Linked DNA regions of Homo sapiens: region 2 is linked to region 1. A link is a loop called in an ENCODE intact Hi-C map of the cell type or tissue named here. Cell type or tissue: GM12878. All regions are shown on one strand. Links, peaks and the distances in the headings refer to the core of each region. The heading gives the core; the rest is flanking DNA.

What was found. Hi-C counts contacts between places; a loop is a spot of excess contacts. Peaks named below come from ENCODE experiments on the same cell type or tissue, not always from the same donor. Only the 100,000 strongest peaks of a DNase experiment are listed, where the experiment ranks them.
Region 2: it touches region 1 in a loop (5-fold over the local background); 7 of 110 quality-filtered maps call a loop at or near these places.

What each region holds. Positions count from the first base shown.
Region 1 is chr11:86,111,250-86,120,765 of GRCh38, forward strand. No RefSeq gene overlaps it. Among named protein-coding and RNA genes, the nearest start is that of PICALM, 47 kb to the left of the region's middle. RefSeq lists an enhancer at 5,041-5,510. In GM12878, for the core only: no CTCF peak of the experiment used is centred there; a DNase peak (open chromatin) is centred at 5,242; H3K4me3 peaks cover 291 bases; H3K27ac peaks cover 1,811 bases.
Region 2 is chr11:86,189,404-86,198,919 of GRCh38, forward strand. It overlaps LINC02695 (long intergenic non-protein coding RNA 2695), which reads right to left and starts at 4,095. Exons shown (of 2, transcript XR_001748524.2): 1 at 4,030-4,095; 2 at 2,065-3,511. It also overlaps the pseudogene FNTAP1. In GM12878, for the core only: a CTCF peak has its summit at 4,308 (motif pointing left); a DNase peak (open chromatin) is centred at 4,208; H3K4me3 peaks cover 1,147 bases; H3K27ac peaks cover 1,228 bases.

The sequences.
Region 1 (9,516 bases), core at 3,936-6,435:
CACCTCTGCCCGGCCGCCCCTACTGGGAAGTGAGGAGCCCCTCTGCCCAGCCAGCCGCCCCGTCCGGGAGGGAGGTGGGGGGGTCAGCCCCCCGCCCGGCCAGCCGCCCCGTCCGGGAGGGAGGTGGGGGGGTCAGCCCCCAGCCCGGCCAGCCGCCCTGTCCGGGAGGTGAGGGGCGCCTCTGCCCAGCCGCCCCTACTGGGAAGTGAGGAGCCCCTCTGCCCAGCCAGCCGCCCCGTCCGGGAGGGAGGTGGGGGGGTCAGCCCCCCGCCCGGCCAGCCGCCCCGTCCGGGAGGTGAGGGGCGCCTCTGCCCGGCCACCCCTACTGGGAAGTGAGGAGCCCCTCTGCCCAGCCACCACCTCGTCTGGGAGGTGTACCCAACAGCTCATTGAGAACGGGCCGGGATGACAATGGCGGTTTTGTGGAATAGAAAGGGGGGAAAGGTGGGGAAAAGATTGAGAAATCGGATGGTTGCCGTGTCTGTGTAGAAAAAAGTAGACATGGGAGACTTTTCATTTTGTTCTGTACTAAGATAAATTCTTCTGCCTTGGGATCCTGTTGATCGGTGACCTTACCCCCAACCCTGTGCTCTCTGAAACATGTGCTGTGTCCACTCAGGGTTAAATGGATTAAGGGAGGTGCAAGATGTGCTTTGTTAAACAGATGCTTGAAGGCAGCATGCTCGTTAAGAATCATCACCACTCCCTAATCTCAAGTACCCAGGGACACAAACACTGCGGAAGGCCGCAGGGTCCTCTGCCTAGGAAAACCAGAGACCTTTGTTCACTTGTTTATCTGCCAACCTTCCCTCCACTATTGTCCTATGACCCTGCCAAATCCCCCTCTGCGAGAAACACCCAAGAATGATCAATAAAAAAAATAAAAATTAAAAAAAAAAGTTAAAAAATATATATATATAACTAATTAATTTTAACAGACAAATGATAATTGTGCATATTCATGGGGTACATAGTGATGTTTCAGTACATACAATGTATAGCGATCAGATCAGTGTAATTAGCATGGCCATCCTCTCAAACATTTATAATTTCTTTGTGTTAGGAACTTTTACCATCCTCCTTCTAGCTATTTGAAACTCTGTAATGTATGATTGTTAATTATAGTCATCCTCCAGTGCTGTAGAACACTAGAACTTGTTCCTCCTATCTAGCTGTGATTTTGTTTCATTTAACAAATCTCTCCCTATCCCTCCCTTCCTCCAACTTTGTTTTACCTCTTCTCTTCTTTATTCACCTCCACTCTCATGACCATCTTTGAAATCAACCAAATATGGAACTTAAATACAGCATTTTAGATATTCATATTTGTAGAAAATAATTTTATACTTGCAGCTCTTAATTTTAAAAGCATATAAGTTTGCATATCTCTTTCTTAAAAGAGAATTCAAGGCCAACAACTTAAATTTTACTTCTGACAGGATTTTTTATTGTTTTCTATAGGTCAGTGAGCCTGAATAGACAAAATATTTCCTAGCAAAGCCCTCATATTTAATATTATGTGAATTTAAAGTTTTTAAATCATAATTGTAAAATAAATATTTAATAACTCCTTTACAGATAGACTTTCTTCTAAGTTGTGCTAATTTGGTGGTGTTTTGTTGTATAAATATACTGGTTATATTAACATAAATACAATAATCTAAATGTAGCATAATTTTTAAAATGAGTTTCTCTATATTTATTTTTTAATTTTTTAATTTTTAATTTTTGTAGAGATTGGGTTTCGCCATGTTGCCCAGGCTACTCTCGAACTCCTGGGCTCAAACAATCCTCCCGCCTCAGCCTCCCAAAGTGTTGGGATTTCAGGCATGAGCCACCATGCCCAGTCGAGTTTTGCTTATATTTAATTTATTTCATTTACACTTAATTTTGTAGCTGAAAATAGGTTTTGAGGAACCTGAAGCCTTAAAGTAAGAATGTTGAAGAAGAGGACCAGTTCTCCAAGGCAGAAAACGCTATTACAAAAAGTAGTATGATTCTTCTAGGCATTGTGTCCCTGAGATCAGGGGCTAAACCAATTTTTTTTAGACACTCCCTATCTAACATCTATAAATCTAGGAACTGGAATTGGAAGTGGAAGAGTCTATGTATAGGAAACATGTTATTGTATTATTTTTTCACATGATGCCATCTTCTATCTATGTGCCAAGTGGAAAATGTCACTGGAAGTGTTTCTTGGCCAAATATAACTCTGTTCTGGGAAACTACTTCCTTTATCAACCGCAGGTATCTAGACACATCTTAGAATATACTACAGCTCTCCGAGGAGTGCCCACCATGCTCCTCTGAGCCCAAAAATCAACTCTCAGGAAAAAATTGCAAATTAATCACAAAGGCATCTAGACTAGCATGCATGTTGCTTCTTTTTCTGGCAGATCCCTAACCTGGCCAACCAGCTGGACATGCAGTGTGAGAACTGGGAATGGGAGTATCCTGTAATAGCCAAGCAAGCTGGCTTTTAGAGATCCCCTTATGATTGTCTCATAGGTCTATCACACTTAACATTTTCAAATCAAAACCCAATCCCCAAAACATGTTCTACACTCAGTCTTTCATATGTCAGTAAATAGCACCACCATACCCCAAGGAGTTCAAGTCAAAACTTAGGACTCATTCTGGTTTCCTGTTTACCTTGCTCCCAAAATCCAATTCATCAACAAATCCTAGAGGTTAATTCCTCCTAAATAAATCCTGAATTTTACCATCACCACTGATATCATCCTCATCCAAGCCACCATCATCATTTACCTGGACTTTTGCAAAGGATTCCTGTTTTCACTATTGCCCTTCCATACTCCATCCTCTATCCAGCAGATAGAATCATCTGTTAAAAACAGAAATAAGTCCATATCTCTCCTTTGCTTACTCCAGCCCCATCCATAGTCTCCCACTGTAATTAGAACATAACCAACAGTTGTGCCATACCCTGTGAAACCCCATATGATCTGGCCTTTCTCCACCTCTACGGTCTCACCTCTTACCTTTCACCCTTTTATTCAGTTCATTTCAACTACATTGTACTTTTTTCTCCTATCTCATTAACCTGCACACCATGCTCATTTGCACTCAGAGCCTTTGGATTGCTGTTCCTTCTACCTGATGTGGTTTTCCCCAGGCCTTCTCATAGCTGTGTCCTCATAATCCAAGTTTCAGCTTAGTTATCATCTCCTCAGAGGAGCCTTTCTATCCCTCCTCTCCCTATTAAACGTTTTAGAATTACATAAATTTTTAAAAATTATGTGCATCTATTCCAGCTTTCTTTTGATTAGTAAAGATTTAAAAAATAGAATTATGTGCATCCATTTTTTCTTTCTTTTTTTTTTTTTTTTTTAGACAATATCACTTTGTCACCCAGGCCGGAGTGCAGTGGCATGATCTCGGCTTACTACAACCTTTGCCTCCCAGCTCAAGCAACTCACATGCCTCAGCCTCCCAAGTAGCTGGGACTGCAGGCGTGTGCCACCTCACCTGGCTAATTTTTGTGTTTTGTTTTTAGTAGAAATGGGGTTTTGCCTTGTTACCCAGGCTGATCTCAAACTCCTGGCCACAAGTGATCTGCCCACCTTGGACTCCCAAAGTGCTGCGATTACAGGCATAAGCCACTGCACCTGGCCAGTGTGCATCTATTATTTTGATATTTTAAGTTAAAGTAAAAACAAATATATAAATAAAATAGCCTCTCTAGTCACTATTATATCACTTTGCTTAGTTTTCTCCATTGAAGAAATTATCTCAAATTATTTTCTTTATGTGTCTACTTGTGTATCCTGTGTTTCTCACTACAATGTAAGCTACATTAAAGAGGGGATTTGCTTTAGTGACCCCAAGACTGCTAACCTCATGTCCTATCATGTATCCCAGCACCTTCAAAGTCTTTTGTACATTGTAGACTCTCAATAAATATTTGTTAAATGAGTAGATTTCAGTTATCCAAGAGACAGGCAGTGTTCTTTTGGCTGATGCTTATATGCATTCACTTGAAAAGAGTATTGTAACAAAATTTGTTCAAGTTGGATTTTGTTTGCATATTAAGATACTACTGCTGATACCCATGCATATGGAATGGGTCTTTGATACAAGTGAGAAATTGCCAACACTCATTTACAGCCTATTAATAAATGGGCTTTATCCTATAGATTAGTATCTATGTCCCTGTCAACATGGCAGTGGTAAAGTTCACATCAAAGTAAAAATTGAAAAACAAAATTAATGTTAATTTGGATTTAAAAGCTCATACCTGAGTTCTGCTTTCAAGGCAGTGAGGAACTGTGGGGAACTGTCTGGAACTGTTGATGCTGCAGGTGAAGCTAGAACATGAGAATGCTATAGGCTGGTTTGTAGCACAATGAAAATGGAAGAATAAGAGGTAAGGCCAGTTGCCCGGAGACTCCAAATAAGAAACATGGTTATGAGGAAGTGGTTTAGAATTAGGGCTTTGAAAAATAATAGCTGTCATTGATTGAGTGCCTACTATGTGTGAGGCCATTCTCCATAATCCTTACGGAAACTCCTAAGCTAGGTATTATCTCTCCATTTTACAAATGAGTAAGCTGAAGTTCAGGAGGTTAAATGACTGCCAAACCATACAGTTATGTAAAAAGTGGAGCAATGATTTAAACTAGATTTTTCAAATCCTAAAGCTGACATGCTTTCCACTGTACCACAATGTCTTCCTTTGTACTGGTGCACTCCATTTATTTCTGTGATTCCTGACACCAATTTTAGGGCCTGGGACAGCATCCTAATGGAATCATGCCTAGCTGGATAGCAAATGCCTCTGCTGCCAGTAGAGGGGCAACTTAAGAGAAAGGTCCAAGCCAAATTGGATCCAAGAGTTTCTGACTAAGCAGGTTTCAAACCTCCTGCTCACACCTCTTCCTCCTCACTTTCTTTCCCAACATCCTCCCACGGCTCACCTCTACCTCTGTCCACTGGAGACACCATCCTCCAGGTGCTAATAAGAAAGCTACTCTGACCATGGAAAAAGGGAAAGAGGCAGCTCAGCAAAATCACTGCTGAGAGCCTGGGCAGGCTTAGGCAATGTGATCTGAAGAGCTGAAGTGTGCAGCCCACAGAGAGAAAGAATTGGATAAAATACAAAACTAAAGAAGAGGATAAACCTAAGAGGAAAATCTTCCTGACAGAGATGAATTAGTTACGGGACTAACTCCGCAAAGGAAGAGATTGGGCTCCGTTCCCTGAGGCTCCCTGAGCAGAAACCATGTTACAGAGAACAAGTAGGGGGGTTGTGGTTAGCAGGGACATCAATGACTAATAGGTGCTTTCCACCTCTGAGTTTTATGAAGATGAGTGGAGTCTTTTTGAATAGAGAAAGAAATGAAAATAATAATTAACATGGAGAGATGGGGCTGACTAAAGCATGGCAAAGATAAACAGGAATGAGGCTGTTGGCCCTCGTAGTGAGTGTGGAAAATCATTTCTTCCAATTGGGAGAGGCAGAGGTGATCAGTTCAGAGGTTTAAATTCAGAGTCCAGGCTCTGTCACTTACTGATTATCTGAGCAAATTAGTTAGCCTTTCTAAGCTACAAAATAGGAAAAATACACTATTTTTCAGATTATTTCTCACTGCAGATTAGGAGTAATGCCATTGAAAAGGTTCTTATGAAGATTAAATGAGACAACTCATGTAAACAACAGTATCTACTTAGCATGAAGTAAGCACTCAAATGACAGTAATTATTATTGGAATATGGCTTCGTGTGGAGGGGGAAATAGAGCTGGGCAATTATTATCAAGGTCACCATATGGGGATAATTTTTCCCTTTGGACTTAATGATGGCATCTCCTTGGTTTAATTATTTGCTGTGTTGGTAGCTCACATCCTCTCTACTGACTTGGCTTTCAGCTCACGGGAAGATGAAGCCCAAATACAATAGATACCAAGGCAAGCTTGCCAAAGAGCAGCTCAACCCATACTGGTACTCTGAGTCATTCTAAGGATAAAGCCGCCTCTCCATGGAGAAGGATATTGTACACAGGAGATAATACTAATGACACCGTCCATTTACTTAGTCTCTTACAGTTTACAAAGCACTCTTACCTGGGAAGGGTTACTATCTTCATTTTATAGATGAGGAAACAGAGACTTAGAGAGGTGAAGCAACTTGATTAAGGTTGCATAGATAATTGGTTGTGAGGATTCACTCCCAGCTCCTCTGACATCATGTCTGGGGGCTCTTTTATACCACAAGATGCTGCAGGGAACATGAACAGGTACCAGATTAGGAGGCTAGTTGCTTTCAATCATAAAAACAGTGAATTTAGGAACAGGAAGAAGCTTTCAGATGACCTAATACTGTGGTTTTAGATTGTGTCCAGGGGTCTAGTAGGCGGTGGAGGGAGCCAAGCAGGAGGCGGGATCAGCTTTTATCAATTAAATTCATCAGATTTTAATTTGATGAAATTAAAAAGAAAAAGAAAGTTGGAAAAACCTAATCTAGTTCAACTAACTGTCTCATTTCCCCAAGAAGGATATTGAGGCCCAGAAGGGTTAAGTAACTTATCCAAATCAGAGCTAAGACTAGCATAGCACTCAGTCCTCAGTCACCTGCATATTTGATAAGCATGTCATAAATGTCCTCATTCTCCAAATATTTTCCTTTGATTACCTCAAGCAAGTCACTTACATGTAATAATCAAATCATTGAAGAGAAATTAGCTCTGGTGTGAGTCTCTTCTGATGACACCATGTGACCTTGGAATAGTCGATTGATCTCTGGACCCTCAGCTTTTCTATAGGTAAAATGGGGATCATAATTTCTGTCTAGACTCTCAGTGGGGCTGTTGTGATGAATGTAAAAGAAAAGACCATATGGAAGTTCATAGAGTTCTTCCTGGGAAGGAGACTCAGCAAGTTCAATGTCTTATTCTTTATCAATACCTACCAAGAATGTCACTGCTTCTAAGATGATATCTGCAATTTACCATTCTCATTTATTTGTCATTCTTTACTCAAAAAGGCAATGAGGTTTGTAACCATGTCAGTACTACTGGTTTGTGAAAAAGTCTCAGAAAGTTCTTATCACGTTGGCTTTCTGATAAGACTTTTTGATTTCTACTACTTACATGTGGAAAGTAAATCATTTTAGGTTAAACACCTTTCCTTCTAGACAAGTGACAGAGGCAGATGTCACTCAGGGTGTTGTAGCAAGCCTGGGGAGCTCATAGCCAGATGAGATCACAGGACTTGTGTGCAGGGTACAGAGTTTGGAACTCTCCCACCTAACTGGCAGTTTCTCCTCCTTCGACAAGGAATACTAAGAAGATATTATCACAAACTCTTAGGCAGATCTTGAAAACAGTCTAATTTGTTTGTGACCTTAGCCAAATTCTTGATCTCTCTAAGCTTCAGTTTTCTCACCCGTATCATGTACACTTTCCACCTCACAGGGTTGTCAAGGATCAAAAGAGAGAACACAGGGTGTTTTTGAAATTGTTGAGCATCTACTAACTAAAAGGATTGTTATTTTTAAGAATGTGTAAATTATTGCAATTATTTATAACATGCATTTCAATTAAATACTTTCAATTTGTTAGAAATACCCACTTGGATAGATCAAATACTAAGGTTGAAGAGAAACAGTGTTTTAATGTATTCTGGTCTCTATGTAGAAAGTAAAATGGTAATACTGAGCCAGACGGAGTTAGAGCTAGGGAGCCAGTTAGCCCCTTGCTTGGCATCATCATAAGACAAGAAATACTTTCATGTTTTCATTAAGGACATTTTAAATTTAAAAAGAAGAAATTTTAAAAGCCTTTACCAAAATTCTGGGTTCCCCAAATTTCTAACTACATCCCTTAGAGAACAGCATTTCTTTGCTTATCCGTGTTGATACTTTAAAAAATCTAGACCTAGTTTCCATTATGCAGACAGCCCAGGCACAGAAGCCAACCAGTATTTTAAGACTGCAATGTTTACTAATGGATGTCTGGCTAGAAACAGTGTTGGCAGAATCCTGGCAGAGGCATTTACTCTCACTAATGATGTGGAACAGGGCTGCATAATTATGTCCACTTGTATTAAGTCTACCTAAGACTGTGATGTTTTGTAGTGGAACCAGAAACAAGCATCCCAAAAACTCCTGGGATTTTCCTGCAAGAGGCATTACATCAGAACTGGTTCAAGGCCAGGCACGGTAGCTCATGCCTGTAATCCCAACACTTTGGGAGTTCGAGGTGGGGGATCACTTGAGGTCAGGAGTTTGAGACCAGCCTGGCCAACATGGTGAAACCCCATCTCTACCAAAAAAGACAAAAATTAGCTGGGCGTGGTGGCAGGTGCCTGTAATCCCAGCTACTCGGGAGGATAAGGGGGGAGAATTGCTTGAACCCAGGAGGTGGAGGTTGTAGTAAGCCGAGACCATGCCACTGCACTGTAGCCTGGGCGACAGAGTGAGACCCTGTCTCAGATAAATAAATAAATTAATTAAATAAATAAATAAATAAATAAATAAAATTTTAAAAAATCATAAAGAACTGGTTCAAACATTCTCACAGTCTTTGCCCAGCCATTGATTTCATTTAAGGCCTTCTTCACAAAAATGACTTCACGGAGTACAGAGATCAGAATGCTTAGCAGAAAATTTTGGGACGTAAAGACAGTATATACCATACATGGACTATCCCAGGCCAGGAAAAACCTATTAAACATTTCCTTGGAAACAATATGAGGTACTTTTCTTGCACATATACAAATGTAGAAGGACACTTAATCTATCCCCTGCTCCCTGCTCCAGGAAAGCTATTGAAGTTATACATCATCATTTTCTTTCCTAGCTGTACCTGGGACTAGAAGCATCAGCAGTTATTCATCAGCAAGAAAGAAGGACAATTACATTCCTTGGGACTGCCTGGACACTATTCTCATGGAGAGTAATTTCTGCCTACTAAAAGAGGTAGATTCCAAACTTAGGTACGTGAGAAATCATTTGGTATTTAATAGAACTCAAGTCATCCACATAGCCCTAGAAAATGATAATTAATAAGGAGCTATGCATTGAAAATGAATAACAGTAAGCCTTTAAAATGAAAACCCTTAGAATAAAGGAATAGCTGTTGTTATTATTATGTTAGTATTACTTAGTATTAAAAAGGTCAAGATAGTGTCATCAGATTTCTTTTCCATCTACATAATTCCTAGACCTCCAGAGAATCTTCATGTCATTTTCTGAAATGGAATGCTGCTTCAAAAATTTTGGAAATAAACCCTAAAACGAGGACACTAAAGAAGCATTGATTTTTGCAAATTACTATTAAATAATATCTTTATCCCATATTAATAATTTAACCACAATGTTTGTCAAATAACCTAAAAATTTGGCTACTTTAGAAAATATCCAGTATCATCTGAAACCAAATATTAGGGTTTCAAAAGAGTTGGAACTTGGATCTGGGGTAAGAAAAAGTACCATGTCCCTGCCTGCCTCCCTTCCTTCCTTCCTCTCTCTTTTCCTTTCTTCTATTCATCCTTTCTT
Region 2 (9,516 bases), core at 2,823-5,322, 77 kb after region 1:
TTTCCTTTAGCTTATGTCCTTGAGGTATGTTCCAAAGTGGAACAAAGGGCACATACAGCTCATGTACTGCTTCCCTGGTTAGTCTGCAGAAGAGTTGACTGTACCTAAAATGCTATCAGCAAAGTTTGCACTTGCCTTCCTCTCCACAGCCTCTGCCAACATAAGGCTTTGTTGCTTTATTTGTGTATATTAATGATATAGTTACTGTATTAGTCTGTTCTCACACTGCTAATAAAGACATACTTGAGACTGGATAATTTATAAAGAAAAGAGGTTTAATTGACTCACAGTTCCACATGGCTGGGGAGGCCTCATAATCATGGCAGAAGGCAAAGGAGAAGCAAAGTCATGTCTTACATGGTAGCAGGTAAGAGAGTTTGTGTAGGGGAACGCCCATTTATAAAACCATCAGATCTCATGAAACTTACTCTCTCCCATGAGAACAGTATGGGGGAAACCATCCCCATGATTCAGTTATCTCCATCTGGCCCGGCCCTTGACACATGGGGATTATTACAATTCAAGATGAGATTTGGGTGGTGACTGAGCCAAACCATATCAGGTATAGGTACATGATAGAATCTTATTTTTTATTTTTATTTTGAGACAGAATCTCACTCTGTTGCCCAGGCTCAAGTGCAGTGGCACGATCTTGGCTCACTGCAACCACTTCCTCCTGGGTTCAAGTGATTATCCTGCCTCAACCTCCCCAGTAGCTGGGAATTACAGGCATGCACAACCACATCCAGCTAATTTTTGTATTTTTTAGTAGAAATGAGGTTTCAGCATGTTGGCCAGGTTGGTCTCAAACTCCTGGTCTCAGGTGATCTGCCTGCCTCGGCCTCCCAAAGTGCTGGGATTACATGTGTGAGCCACCACACCTGGCCTGAATCTTAACAATCTTAGGCTGTTTCGATTTGTATTTCTTTCATTGTTGGTGAACTCACAATATTTTAACAGCCATCAGCTGTTACTCTAAGCCATCCATCCAAAAAAGCCAAGCAGTGCAGGAGAATCTAGGGCCATAGCAAAAGGCAGAAGATGGAGCTTAAAGAAATTCCCTGGGTTTGGGCAGGGCGTAGTGGCTCACGCCTGTAGTCCCAATACTTTGGGAAGCCAAGGAGGGGAGATCACCCGAGGTCAGGATGATCTCAGGTCAGGTTCGAGATGGTGAAACCTCATCTCTACTAAAAATACAAAAATTAGCCTGGGCGTGGTGTCAGGCACCTATAATCTCAGCTACTTAGGAGGCTGAGGCACAAGAATAGCTTGAACCCAGGAGGCGAAGGCTGCAGTGAGCTAAGATCGCACCACTGCACTCCAGCCTGGGCGACAGAGTGAGACTCTGTCTTTAAAAAAAAAAAAATTCCCTGGGTCTGGGAGCAGGCTCAGGAGGTATGTTTGATAGCGTGACTGCAGCCTCAGCTGTAGATGAAGAGGACACTGGTAATGATGCTGAACTGATTTAGACATCATATCCTTTTCCACGTTCTCCTTTCATTTGGCACTTCTCCTGGTTCTGCTTCTCCCTCCCTGGCCATTCCTTCTAAGCCTCCTTTCAGCATTTCTTTCCTTCTACCTGCTTCTTATACATCGGTATTAAATATAGGATTTCATTATTGGATCCTTCTTTTTTAACTTAATACTCTGGGCAATCTCATTCACCCCCATGGCGGTAATGACAATTTAAATGCTGAAAATTCCCAAATATGTATTGCCAGCCTAGACTACGCTCTTGAATTCCAGAAGCACATATCTAGTTTCCAACTGTATATCTCCATTTGAATGTCCTCTAGGCACCTTGAGTCCAGTATCTTCCCCTCCGATCACTCCTTTTTTTCCCCATATGCCCTACCTGTATGACTGTAGCAACATCAACCCAGTCACTGAAGCCAGAAATGTGGAAGGCACTCCAAACTCTTTCTTCTGCACCTACATATTCCTAAATGTGCACCTTCTTCTCCCTAAACCTATTACACGAATTTGATTAATGTTTCAACCATTTCTCCCAATAACTCTAGCATTGTTACATGTATTAGGGTTCTATTGGTTGCAACTCGTTGCTTCAGAAGGGAATGGAAGAAGATTTATTGGATGTATACTTGTGTGGAATGAAAGGAGAAACTGAGAAATCATTGTGGAGAGGCAGGCTTCAGAGTGGCTCCGGGGACCTCAGCAGCAAGCAGGTTGCTCTGGGCCTTCTCTGGAGAGTCTCCTACGAATAGACTTGGTTCCAACAATGCTTAGCCTCTGCATCTCTTGGATCAAAGTTCCAAATTTCTAGGGAAATCTGGGGACCAACAAAGATTAAGAAGTTTAGGAAGTTTGAGTCATGTGATGGGGACACAGCTCTGGAGGATGACTTCTATGTATTAGAGGCAAATATCAAAGAAAAAAGAGACGGCATGAGATGGACAGTCTTTCCAGAAATTGTCTATGACATTGCCACAGTTTCTGAACTGGTCTTCTTGCCTCTGGTCTTACATTTCACCAACCCACATTGTGCATTCTCTTCCAAAATACAAGTCTGAGAGAAAAAAAAAAAGAAAACTATAGGCGTGAAATCCTTCTTCATCTCTTACTAAGTCTTGGACTTTGAGCAACAGCAACTACCATCTGAGTCCCTCTGATCTGCTAGCACTGTGTCAGTACTTTACATATGTTATATTCATGACCACTCTGCAGGGCAGATATTGTAATTACTGTGCAAAAGAAGAAAGTGAGGCTTGGAAGGAATTAGTAAGCTTGTCCTAGGGGCCCTGACTGGCAAGTAGCAGAATTTACCTGATTCAAGGCATTTATTAATGGATTATACTCCTTCTCTGAGATTTGCAGTCTCTTGGTTTATAAAGTGAGTATAACTTTTTTGTTTTTCAGGATTAATGTTAGAATTAGGCAATACTGGCTACATAATTTGTGAGGCCCAGTGCAAAATGAAAATGCAGGATGGCCCCTTGTAAAGTAATTATTAAAAATTTCAAGAGAGCAACAGCAGGGCATTAAACTCAGTATGGGGCTCTGTTTTTGGGAGGCACCAAACACCCAAACCATATCAGGATGTGAAACCATCTTTGGGGGACCATTATTCAGCCTACACAATAACAATATTCTTATTCTTATTATTTTGTTGTCCTTATTTCATGCTTCAGTGGTTTCAGAATAAAGTTCAAACTCTTTTCCAGGACATGGCTAGCCCATTGTGATCTGACCCATGCCTATCATTCTAATTTCAATTCTTTCTATCCCCCCACATGCATTGAACACTCCAGTAACATTGAACAACTTGTGATTTTTCCACTGCAATCTGCTGTCACTTGCTGACCAGCCTCTTTCATACTGTTATTTCTGCACAGAATATTCTCCCCCATTTCCCCTTTTCACCATTCTTCTTCTCTTTCAGTTCTGTCTGATTTTATTGTTGTTGTTTTTAATACTTAGCCCAGGTTTTCTCCTTGGAAAACTTCTCTCCACCACTTATGATCTTGGAAAAGTTTCTTCTCTATTTTCACATCTAAAGAATGAAAATCACAGAATAACACCTGCATTATTATGAGGCTCAAATGACATAATCCACATAAAGCACTTGGCAGACTGCCTGCCAGGTGGTAAGTGCCCACAAAAAAATTATCTGTAATTATCGTAAATATTCTTTGACCTTCCCCCATGGTGATATAAGAGCTTTCTCCTCTGTCCTCTACTAGCAACCAGAGCATAGAAGGTGGCAGGCTTTCCTGTAATTTACTGCTCATGTGTAAGTCTGTTCTGCTGTACTGACCATTCTTTGAGATCAAGAGCTCAATTGTTCATTTCCATATCTTTAGTGCCTAGCACAGGGTTTGGACATATGGCAAGTTAATACTTATTGAAGCAAAATAGGGAAATAATTATTAAGAGGACACATGCTAATTCTGTTCTCAGAATATTTTTTAAAACATTCATTCCATTCTTATGTTCCTGCAGTACAAGTCTAAAAATATTTCATTTGTCTACCTTCTATTTAAATAAAAGTGCAGCATTAACAAAACCTACCCTGTTGAGCCAAATTTCCTTTTGTCTTGCTTTGCTCTAGTCACTTCCTCTTTTTTTTCTTTCTACTTCCTCCTGGTAAAGGTCATTTCTTTCTGTGTCATAATCTCACCTTTTTTTTTAAAAAAATAATGTCAATGTTTTTCCCAAAATATGCATTCCCAGAAAGCTGCGTAGTCGTTACCCGTAACAAGGAAAACCCCACCCTTCCTGTCCCCCGCTGTGCTGCAGCCCTTGAAGTCTCCAGGGTATCTGTAACCTTAGCATGGAGTCAGTATGAGCTCCCTCTCCTGGCAGGTTATAGTCATGCTAAAGCTAGACACGGCTAGAGTATCCCAGTCACACATCCAGAAATGATTATAAAGCATGAGATAACCCAGGCCTTTCTGTTCCCTGAGCTCAGATTTAAGGCAGGTGTGGGGCTATCTAATTTGTTTGTAAAATCATTCGCTTGACAGGCATCACAGAGATCTGAATCCCATCCTACTGCTTGGAGGAAAGAAGCTGCACCGTTTATGAAAAGAATAAGAATTTGGATTTGTGCCCTGTTCTACCACTTATCTAGCTGGCTGCTCTTTTGTCAAATTACTAATACCTGCAAGCCTCTGGATCTTCAACTTTAGGGTAACATTAGACCTATTTCACCTACCTTATAGGGTAGATGTAAATTTTAAAAACAATATAAAAACGGTGCTACTTATTGGGTAATAGCTATGCTTCAGGCACTGATAGGTGCATTATCCCTATTTTGTATATGAGAAAACCACAGTTCAAGCAGTTGTCACATAGTAACTCTGTTAACACATGGAGAGCCAGGATTCATACCCAGGTCTTTCTGACTCAAAAGCCTTTCTTGATGTTTTCCCTTTAATTATACCAGACTAATGTTCCTGAATCATGCATCTGAAAACATTTGGGGGAAAACAAAAGTAAAATTCTATACTACGAAGGTAAATTTTTATTTTATAGATGTTGAAATTGAGGCCCAGAGAAGCGCAGTAACTTTCCCTAGGAGTTGGTGGCAAATACAACTCAGTAGTTTATTAAGGACTCAATAGTATTTACCCAATAGGGCTAGCAAGTGTGCAGGCTACTCGGGTGTTAAAATGTAGCTGCACCCAGGTGAAAGGGCAATCCAATAAAGGTTTCAGGTACTTTACACTTTTTTTCACATGCTTTCCACTTCATGGTTGCACTGGACAGCTTAGGTGATACAATCTCAATGATACTGTCCAGATCACGAGGGTTTCCTGAGTCCTTGTTGTGAAACACAGGAGGCCCTCTGTGTGACTTGGTCCCAGCATCAATTTCCAGCTTCATCTCTCATTAGGTCTCCTGGGTCATCATCTAGCTCCAAACCTCCTCCTCAGTCATAATGAACTGCTTGCAGCTCCTGGAATGCATCACATGGATTTGTGCCTCAGAACCTCCATTCCTTTACCTAGAATATATTTCACCCGCTGAGCATCTACTTATTTTCCAAGACTCTGTTTAAATGTCACTTTTTGGATACAGTCTTATTTGATCTCCTACCACCCCTCCCCACTTGAGATAGAATTAACCATTCTCTCCTTTGGGCCTCTAATATCTCCTCTTCATATTTTTAATTGGGACATATAATGTTTTTATTGCACCAATATGCAATAAAACTGGTTTGTTTGCACTTCTGTTTGTTAACACCTTAAGAATAAGGACCATCTTGAGATGGCGGCCACCGAGGGGGTCGGGGAGGCTGCGCAAGGCGGTGAGCCCCGGCAGCTGGAGCAGCCCCCGCCCCAGCCGCACCCACCGCTGCCCCAGGAGCAGCACGAGGAAGAGATGGCAGCAGAGGCTGGGGAAGCCGTGGCGTCCCCCATGGACGACGGGTTTCTGAGCCTGGATTCGCCCTCCTATGTCCCGTACAGGGACAGAACAGAATGGGCTGATACAGATCCAGTGCCGCAGAATGATGGCCCCAATCCCGTGGTCCAGATCATTTATAGTGACAAATTTAGAGATGTTTGATTACTTCCGAGCTGTCCTGCAGCATGAAGAAAGAAGCGAACGAGGTTTTAAGCTAACCCGGGATGCTGTTGAGTTAAATGCAGCCAATTATACAGTGTGACATTTCCGGAGAGTTCTCTTAAAGTCACTTCAGAAGGATCTACATGAGGAAATGAACTACATCACTGAAATAATTGAGGGGCAGCCCAAAAACTATCTAGTTTGTCACAATAGGCGAGTAATAGTGGAATGGCTAAGAGATCCATCTCAGGAGCCTGAATTTATTGATAATATTCTTAATCAGGATGCAAAGAATTATCATGCCTGGCAGCATCGACAATGGGTTATTCAGGAATTTAAACTTTGGGATAATGAGCTGCAGTATGTGGACCAACTTCTCAAAGAGGATGTGAGAAATAACTCTGTCTGGAACCGAAGATATTTTGTTATTTCCAACACCACTGGCTACAATGATTGTGCTGTATTGGAGAGAGAAGTCCAATACACTCTGGAAATGATTCAACTAGTACCACATAATAGTTCATGGAACTATTTGAAAGGAATTTTGCAGGATCGTGGTCTTTCCAAATATCCTAATCTGTTAAATCAATTACTTGATTTACAACCAAGTCATAGTTCCCCCTACCTAATTGCCTTTCTTGTGGGTATCTATGAAGACATGCTAGAAAACCAGTGTGTCAATAAGGAAGACATTCTTAATAATGCATTAGGGTTATGTGAAATCCTAGCTAAAGAAAAGGACATGATAAGAAAGGAATATTGGAGATAAATTGGAAGATCCTTTCAAAGCAAACACAGCACAGAAAATGACTCACCAACAAATGTACAGCAATAACACCACCCAGAAGAACTTGATGGAATGCTTTGATATTTTATTAAGGGACTCTGCAGGAGTTTAAAATGAGGGTGATCCTTCCCTTTGCCTGTGGCGTAAAAATGCATCACACAGGTATTGCTTTTTAACAAGAACTGACGCTCCTTGGGTGCTGCTGCTACTCAGACTAGCTCTAAGCCATGTGATTGTTCTAAAGCAAAGTCATTGCATGGGAAGAGGAAGAAAAAGTCCCATAAACGAACTTTTGTAGTCTTATCAACATGTAATCAAATCCCTTAGCATCAGCTCCTCCCTCAGCGGTACACGCGTCAAGATTTGTAGCAGTAATAACTGCAGGTCACTTGTATGTAATGGATATGAGGTAGCTGAAGTTTGGTTCAGTAAGCAGGGAATACAGTGGTTCCATCAGAGCCAGTCTGCACACTCACATTATCTTGCTATCACTGTAACTAACTAATGCCAAAAGAACAGTTTTGTAATAAAATTATAGCTGTATCTAAAAACAAAAAACAAACAAACAAACAAAAACAATAAGGACTATCTTGTTTGTCATTGCATCTTTAGTCTTCAGTATTCTGAGCACTTAGGGGCAGAGCATGATGACCGGCTAACCCAACAACTACACCCAACTAATCTTTTGCCTGCTTCCACTATAAAAGCCAGAAAAAAAAGAATCATTTTTCCCAACCTCCCTTGCAACCATTAGACACTACACACACAAAAAAGCTCTGCCCAATAACATCTGAGCAAAGATCTTAGGGAGAAGCAGACTGCTTCTAAGAGCACTTATGCAATTCTGATAAAAGGGTCAGAGTGACTGATACAAACCGTCTCCCTTTCCTTCTGTCTTGAATACAAACATGATGCTTGAGTTGGAGTAGTGCCATCTTGCAACCATGAAGGAAAAGCCCAAAAGGCCACTGAGCCACCCAACAAATGCAGCTGCTGCATTTATGTTACATGAGAAAATTGTACCATCGCCGATTCAATCTGCTGTGTTTGTGTCATCTGTTACTTGCACCTGAGAACATTCCTAAGTAACTTATAAATTAATAATTTTTGTCACTTAAAAACAGGTAATTTTTTTATTTCAAATATTTTCAAATGTTTAGTCCCAGAAACTTCTCCTCAAGAGGAATTTTAAACTAAGCCGAATAAATAATGTTGATCAAAGGAGAGGTGTTCTCACTGAAGAGGAAAGGAGATTGCTGTGTGGACTACCAGCCTTTTTCTTACTCCCTTGTTTTCCCCAGTAGCTCCTGAAGCACATATTTAAAACTTCTATGGCTTCTCTGAATACTGAACTACTCTCTAACACTTGATGGGAGTGTAAACTTGAACAGCCTTTTTTGTGCACAGTTTGGCAGTTTGAGGACAATTCCTATCATGTTGTTAAATTATGTAATCTTTGACTCAGCAATTCCATTTCTAAGAATCCAGCCACAGATATACTGGCATTGTTGTACAGAGATATGTATATATATACAGAAGGTGGTTCATTACAGAATTGCCTAAAGGTTAAAAAAAGAAAGAAAAATTTTAAAAAACAACATAGATGTCCAATAAGGAACTCATTAGTTACTTTATAGCACATTCATCCTCTGGCATATTCTGCACCCATTACTGACATTGAAAGGTCTCCAGGATATAGTAAAGTAATATACCTTTAACATATATTTAAAAAGTAACTCATAAAATACTATTAAAAGAAAAATCAAATGAGTACATAAAAATATACATATGTAGGTATGTTAATGCATAGAAACATGTCTTGAATGAAGACAATGTTAACAGTGATTACTTTTGGGTAGTGGGATTGAGAGAGAGAGAGAGAACTTCAACTTTTTACTTTGTAAACCAGTATATTGTTTCAAAAATTGGCATGTATTTATTTTTCTTAGGTAAAAAATAGAGAATAGTACCTTGCCAAAGAAGATAAACTGATGATAAATAAGCACATAAAAAGATGCTCAACATTATATGTCATCAGGGTATTGCAAATTTAAAAAACAGTGAGCTACTACCACCTATTAGAATGGCAAAAATCCAAGACACTGATAGTACCAAATGCTGGTGAGGATATGCAGAAACAAGAAAGCTCATTCATTGCTGGTGGAAATGCAAAATGGCAAAGCCACCTTGGAAGATAGCTTGGCAGTTTCTCACAAAACCAAACATGTTTTTACTATATGATCCAGCAATTATGCTTCATGGTATTTAATCAAATAAGTTGAAAACTCATGTCTACACAAAAACCTGCACACAAATGTTTATAGCAGCGTTATTCATAATTGACAAAACTAGGAAGTAACCAAGGTGTTCTTCAGTAGGTGAACTGGTAAATAAACCATGGTACATTCAGAGGATGGAATGTTTTTTAGCACTAAAAAGAAATGAGCTATCAAGCATGAAAAGAGTGGCATTCTCTCTATTCTCCATGAAAAGACATAAAGGAAACTTAAATCCATATAATTATACTAAGTGAAAGAAGACAACTGGAAATGGCTCCATACTTTATGATTCCAGCTATATGACATTCTGGAAAAGACAAAACTACAGAGACAGTAAAAAAGATCACTGGTTGCCAGGGGTTAGCAGGAATGGAGGGATGAATAGGCAGAACACAGAGAATCTTTAGAACAGTGAAACTA